Linked DNA regions of Homo sapiens: region 1 is linked to region 2. Evidence: chromatin contacts called from ENCODE Hi-C data. All regions are on one chromosome and are shown on one strand. The core of a region is the stretch at or near the end of the contact, and the rest is flanking DNA. Distances in the headings are between cores, read along the strand shown.

Region 1 (3,290 bases), core at 762-3,261, 330 kb after region 2:
ACCTGGAGCCTTCCTTCCAGGTCCTTCTTCAACATCAGCTCCAGGATCTGCAAGATCTTTGGATATGGCCGCTGCAGAAGGAAGGAGAACCACTTCCTGGAGAAGCAGGAGTGAGCCAGGATCTGCCACACAAGAGAGCCGGGAACCCAGGGCATGGGTTAAGGCGAGGAGCAGGTCCGGAGGGAAGATCTGAGGCAAAGAGGTAGAGTTCACAGGTCCTACACCCCTCGCACCTACACAGTGTCCCTCCTCTGATGCTGAGGCTCTCTCTGCCTTCCGAGGAGAAAGTGGCGACGTGTCCTGTGAAACCGCAGACTTAACACATCTTCCAAAAGCCAGCTTGGCAGGAGGTCACTGCTAGAAGCACCTCTGAAATAATCTGAGCCGTCTTACCTGTTCCCCTTTTTCAGATGGGAACACTGAGGCAGCCACCCTGCAGAGTGAGTCTGCAGTGCTCCTGAGCCACCCCCCTCCAGGCTTGGCAAACTCACTGCCTTCTTGTCTGTTGCCTTGACTGCAGGGAGGACCAGAGGTGCTCATTTCTGGGAGGGTCTAGGATCTGCCAGCTGCACAGTGTCCAAGTCAAGGGCTTCAGCAACGACAATTAACAAATTCCTTTCTCTTTGCAGAGAGCCTGTCACCTGTGCTGCCTTGAGATGCTGACATCTGAGGATGCCCCAGACAGGGCCTGTGGCTGCTTTCTGAAATAGTGCAGCACCTTCTCTGCTTCCTCCTCAACCTTCTCCTTCACAGCAGAACCCTGCCTCCTTCCTCTCCCCACAGGCTTGTTTCAGCATTGATTTGATCAACTGAGCACCACGAGAACACAAACCACATTCCTTTGTTTTTTCATCACGTTACCCCCAGCACTTAGGACAGTGCCTGGCACAAAGGAGGTAGTCTGTAAATATTTGCGTAATGAATGAATAAAGGAGGGCATGAGTACATCTCCTCTGCCCAGCACGGATGACAGGCTGAGGGTTTGAATCCAGGACTCTCTCACCGTAGCCCTCATTCTCACTGCATCCTCACCTTCGTCCTCCACCCCCCACCCCCCCACTGGGTTCCTTGGGGATGGCAGGGGTGGAGTTCCTGGCATCCAGTTCTGAGCATCAGCTCTGCCAAGTAGTGGTGGCGGGGGGGTTTTCATGAAAGAATCCCCCTCGCTCCCTGTGATGTTGGACATTTTTCCTTGTCTGTGTAGTTTCAGGCTTTGTCTCTCTGGCCTTATACAATATTTAAAAACATTCATTTTCCAGTTAAACAAACTGGATTGGATACTGTTGTTTGCAACTAAGAACCTTAATATTGGGTGATCTTCCCAATATTTTGCAGAACAGCAGCATCACCGCTTTTCCTGCCATCAGACTGGGCCCTACCAGTTGTAAGAAGAAAACCCATTGCAACACCTACCTCTTAATGGCCACTCCAAGCTACACAAAAACCTGAGTGATGTTTCAACATTAAAGCCTTTTCTTTTTTTTTTTTTTTTTTTACTTTTGGGCCAGGTCAGATTGAGGGGTAGGTTGTTCTCCTGGTCTCTCTGAAGGAGAAGGGAAGGAGCATGAGGGTCAATTGTCTGCTTATCTAAGAAATCCCCTTCCCTGAAGTTGTGTGTGTGTGTGTGTATCTCTGTATGTGTGTTGTAGGGTGGTGGTGGTGGTTTGTTATTTCAGTTACAGCAATAACAACTACCCATTTAGTGGACACCGACCATGTACCAGGCTCCATGCTTAGCCTTTTACACGCATTATTTCATTTAATTCCCAAGAATCCTGTGAAGGAGGGTGCATTATGGTCCCCAGTTTACAGAGGGGGATATGGAGGCACGGTGATGTCACGTAACTGCCATATTGTTTTCCTGGGGCAACTAGAACAAAGGACTACAGACTGACTGGTTTAAACAACTGCAATTTACCCTCTTAAATTCTGGAGGCCAGAAGTGTGAGATCAGGGTGTCCACAGGGCTGCGTTTGCTCTGAAGAAGCTGGGGAAGGATCTGTTCCAGGCCTCTCTCCTGGCTTCTGGAAGCTCCTTGACTTGTGGTCACATAAATCCAGTCTTCACATAGTGTTCTCCCGTCTGTCCCCTTTTTAAGGACACCAGTTGTATTGGATTAGGGCCCACACTGATGACCTCATCTTAACTTGATTACCTTTGTAAAGAGCCCATCTCCAAATAAGGTCACATTTGGAGGGACCTGGGGGTTACGACTCCAAGTAGCTTTTTTGGGAGGACACAGTTCAACCCATAACAGCTGATAAATGGCAGAACCCAGGCATATGTGACAGACCCAAAGGCTTTGTCCTTTGGGAGGAAGATTGTGTAAATTAGAGCCCAGACTTTCCAGCCAGGCTATAAAAGTCCTAATTCTGGGTTTGTCTGAATTTGGGAATTTGGGGATCTAAGAAGCAGCTTATTAGGTAAGGTGGGCGTGGGGGTGAGAAAGGGTGAGGCATCAAGCCCCCCATCACTGTTTGTGACTGAGCTTAATCCCATTGGGAATGCTGGGAGCAGGGCCAGACAATTCCTCGCAGCAGCTATCACCCCCTTTCCCTAGGAGAGCAAGTGTTTATGCACCAGTGGAGATATTCAGGCACCAGTCTCCATATGGACTGAGGGTTTCCGGCTGATCTGGGCCTGGGCCCTCCTTGTGTGGCTTCCAAGGAAGCCCTCAGGCAAAGAGATGCAGACACTAGCACTTGGAAATCAGCTGGTGGCACCGAAGGAGTCAGGTCCGGGGTAAGGGTAGGGCACATATCTTCTGCCACACTCTGTATGTGGCTTTGAACAAGTGATTTAACTTGTAGGTGTGCTCTGTACCTGTCTTCTCCCTGTGTGGGGTTGTTGTGTAGCTAAGTGAATTAACACATGCTGAGCCCTTGGACCATGTAATGACTGCAACTTAAACATTAACTATGATTATTATTGACTAAATGATACTGCCCCCTACTGGAAAATGTGTGACCCGGACATCACTTAGAAACTAGTGCTGGATGGCATTTGGGAGGGAATCTGATCCAACTTCCTCATTTCACAGATGAGGAATTCAGACCTAAGAAAGGGAAGTATGTTGCCCAATGTCACACAGCTAACATATATAATCATTATAATAGACAACCCAGGCAGCCTCATTCACTTGTTCATTCATTCACTCTCATGTGTGTGTATATATGTATATAATTATATACATATATAAAACAGACATGTATATAGCATATATTATGTGTATATAATATACATATTTTATATATTTATACATATTATTTCTATTAATATATAATTACATA
Region 2 (3,081 bases), core at 57-2,556:
GGTCTCTCAGCTCCTTCCTATGTTGGGGGTGCATTGTCCTGTACAGTCCTGGGTTTTTGCTGTAATAGTTGGTAAGGTGAATCTTTCTGATTTCAAATACTTGCATTCAAATGCCACATTTGGCACTAACTCAGAGTCAGTCTTTGACCTTGTTAAGTGGTTCCCCGCTATGCCTCAATTTTCCTCATCTGCAAAATGGGGATGAAAATAGTCCTGTCCTCACAGCACCTTGTCGAGGAGTTACGTGATGATGGTGCATGAATCACAGCCAACACAGGGTCCAGCCTTGGAGCTCACCAGTGTACTTCCTTCCTCAGCCTGTCCCCATTACTGTCCCCTTTCTTTAAGGCAGGGCAAGGGTTGCACAGGTGAATGTAGGTTGGAGTGTTCCAGCCCCAGAAAAGGACGCAGGTGGAGGCCTCACCCAGATCAGGAGTCACCTGTCTAGCCACTCAGCAGCCCTCCCTCACCTGTCAGCAGGCCAGCCCCAGCCTTGTCAGGGGTGGGAATGGGGACAGGAGGTTGGGGGCGATGAGAGTTAGAGACAGAGCTTCCTCCCCACAAAGCCCAGATCCCAGAAGCCACACCCTCTCCTCAATTCCCAAGTCCCTTCCACAGATGGGGTGGTGGACCCACTGACCCAGTCACACCACAGCCCAGCAGGCACAGACAGGGTCCCTCCCCACACCTGAAGGCACAGAGACACACATGGACAGGCACCAAGCTCAGACACATGCGTGCAGCCATTCCTAAGTGTACGTGTGCAGACAGAGCTTTGCACAGACAAGCAGACGCAAAGACACATGTCTACACAGACACAGGCACATGCATTCCCCGCCCTGCCACCCCCTGACATATAGACAGGCACAGACAAGCACCGAGAAACTGGCAGAAAAGACACTTACAGATACCAACACAGGCAGGTGGACAGGCACAAATGTACACACATAAAAACACAGGCTTCTGAAAGCACTAAGAATCAGGCATCCACACATACACACACGCACGCACGCACACACACACGCGCACACACACCCCACAGGGCATTACCTGCCTTCCCCCAAACCCTTACTCTCCCTAGAGAAGTAGAGACAATCTGGTCCCCCCAGCAGAGGGATTTCCCGCACTCACCTCCCTTCTTCCTGCCAAAGACAGCAGGCAGCTGACTCCCCACAGCCAGGAGGGCCCCCAGGAGGAGAAGGCTCTGGGTCCTCATATTTCTGCTGCCGGCTCAGGGCCCAGGGCCCCCCAGATTAACACCTGCAGCCTCAGGGAAGCCAGAGAAACTTAGTCAGGAGAGGAAAGAGAGGGGGTGTGGAGTGACACCGTGCCTGCTTCATCTTGGCCCCACCCCCTGAGGGCCCGAGGACTCAGTGCAAGGGATGCTGTCACAATAGCTGAAGATAGGGTGGCGGCACATCCTGCATGTGGGGGACTCAGATCCAGTCTTGCCTGTATCGGTGACTTGGGCTGTGATCTTGGGCAAGTCTTGTCTCTCTGGGCTTCAGTTTTTTCATCTGTACACAGGGTGAAGGTTGTTGAGGCAGATGCTTGCTATCCTGGCTCTCAAAGATGTTGAAGCCCCAGCGATGTCTAGGCAGCGGGTAGAGGTCAGCTTTGAATAGCAAAGGAGTGGGGGTTTGCAGAGTTCTGGATGCCTAGGAAGGGAGAAGGCATTAGGGTTAGGCCAGAGCTTGCAGCCAAAGAAGGCTGGCCCAGGCTGGCATAATGAGTGAGGCCAGCCCTGGCCTCTCCTCTTGGGTCCTGTGGATGGGAGAAAGACCACCCCGCCTTTGGTGAGATCACCAGTGGCTTCTGATAGAACTGCCCTCTTCCTGGGGCTGGCTTGGCTGTTGAGGGTGGGGGAGCATGGCTTTTGGCTTGGCTAAGTTTGCTGGTCACAGCAGATGTGTGGCCACTGGAACCTCTTCTCTGGCCCTAAGGGATCCTGAGCAAAAAAATGTCATCTCATCCAGGGACCCCCACCTTAGATTTCGTATCTCTGATGTTGCCTCCTGCATTTGGTAGAAGAGAGGGAGCTGAGACTTGGCATCCTAAGGGACATCCTAAACAGAAACTCCATCGAAGTACATTCTCTCAGCCTTCTCATTTGAAAGACGAGGAAACTGTGAGATAGAGATGAGAGGGGACTGGCCCAAGGACACGCAGCTAATTCCTGACTAAGCTGGGACTTCCCACTGTGGCCTCCCCATCACCCTCATTCAGTTCCTGGGTTTTAAAAGCAGGTCAATACCTCATCTGATCCTGAGAAAGGAGGGTGATATTACAGGGCTTGTCTCACTTACCCATTCCAATCCAGGACAGCCCTGGCAGCAGGAAGTTCTTCCTTGGGTTTAATGTGAATCTCTCGTGCTGTCTTCTAAGCTATTAAGATAGGAGAGGCTCTGTCTTCTATGATCTGATGTTGCTTTTGGAATGCTGGCACCTCCTTGGAAGCTTTATTTTGGAGGACAAATATATGAGCCCTTCCTTCCTCCCTCCCTCCACCCCTCCCTCCCTCCACCCCTCCCTCCCTCTTTCTTTCTTTTTTCTTTTCTTTCTTTCTTTTTCTTTTTCTTTCTTTCCTTTTTTCATTTCTTTCTTCTTTCTTTCCTTCTTTCCTCTCTTTCTTTCCTTTCTCTTTCTTTCTTTTCTTTCTTTCTTCTTTCTTTTTCTTTCTTCTTTCTTTCCTTTTTTATTTCTTTCTTCTTTCTTTCCTTCTTTCCTCTCTTTCTTTCCTTTCTCCTTCTTTCTTTCTTTCTTTCTTTCTTTCTCTCCTTCTCCTTCTTCTTTCCTCTCTCTCTTTCTCTTTCTCTCTCTGTCTTTGACAGAATGTCGCTATGTCACCCAGGCTGGAGTGCACAGTGCCATCATGGCTCACTGAACCCTTGACCTCATGGACCCAAGTAGTCCTCCTGCCTCAGCCTCCTGAGTACCTGGGACTATAGGCATGCGCCCCAATATTTGGCTAGTTTTTATTTTTTGTAGAGATGGGGGGTCTTCCTATGTTGCCTAGGCTGGTCTCTAACTCTAGGACTCAAGTGATTCTCCCACCTTGGCCTCCCAAAGTGCTGGGATTCC

What was found. Hi-C counts contacts between places; a loop is a spot of excess contacts on that map. Pooled maps may share reads with other maps.
Region 1: a loop to region 2 is called in a map of mammary epithelial cell, with 4 times the contacts of the local background. The contact joins the enhancer-like site here to the promoter of WFDC5 in region 2. A Hi-C loop is called at or near these places in 1 of 168 maps with a recorded cell type or tissue (mammary epithelial cell) and 1 of 50 pooled maps.

Annotation. Positions count from the first base shown.
Region 1 is chr20:45,447,615-45,450,904 of GRCh38, forward strand. LOC105372631 (a long non-coding RNA gene) reads left to right here. Exons shown (of 4, transcript NR_159957.1): 3 at 1-202; 4 at 630-967. Among named protein-coding and RNA genes, the nearest start is that of WFDC2, 20 kb to the right of the region's middle. Within about 2 kb of position 2,012, at least 3 of the 41 ENCODE cell types and tissues checked have a DNase peak (open chromatin) inside an H3K27ac peak, as active enhancers do.
Region 2 is chr20:45,113,868-45,116,948 of GRCh38, forward strand. It overlaps WFDC5 (WAP four-disulfide core domain 5), which reads right to left and starts at 1,307. Exons shown (of 4, transcript NM_145652.4): 1 at 1,132-1,307. The coding sequence starts at 1,216. RefSeq lists enhancers at 743-1,244, 1,245-1,744.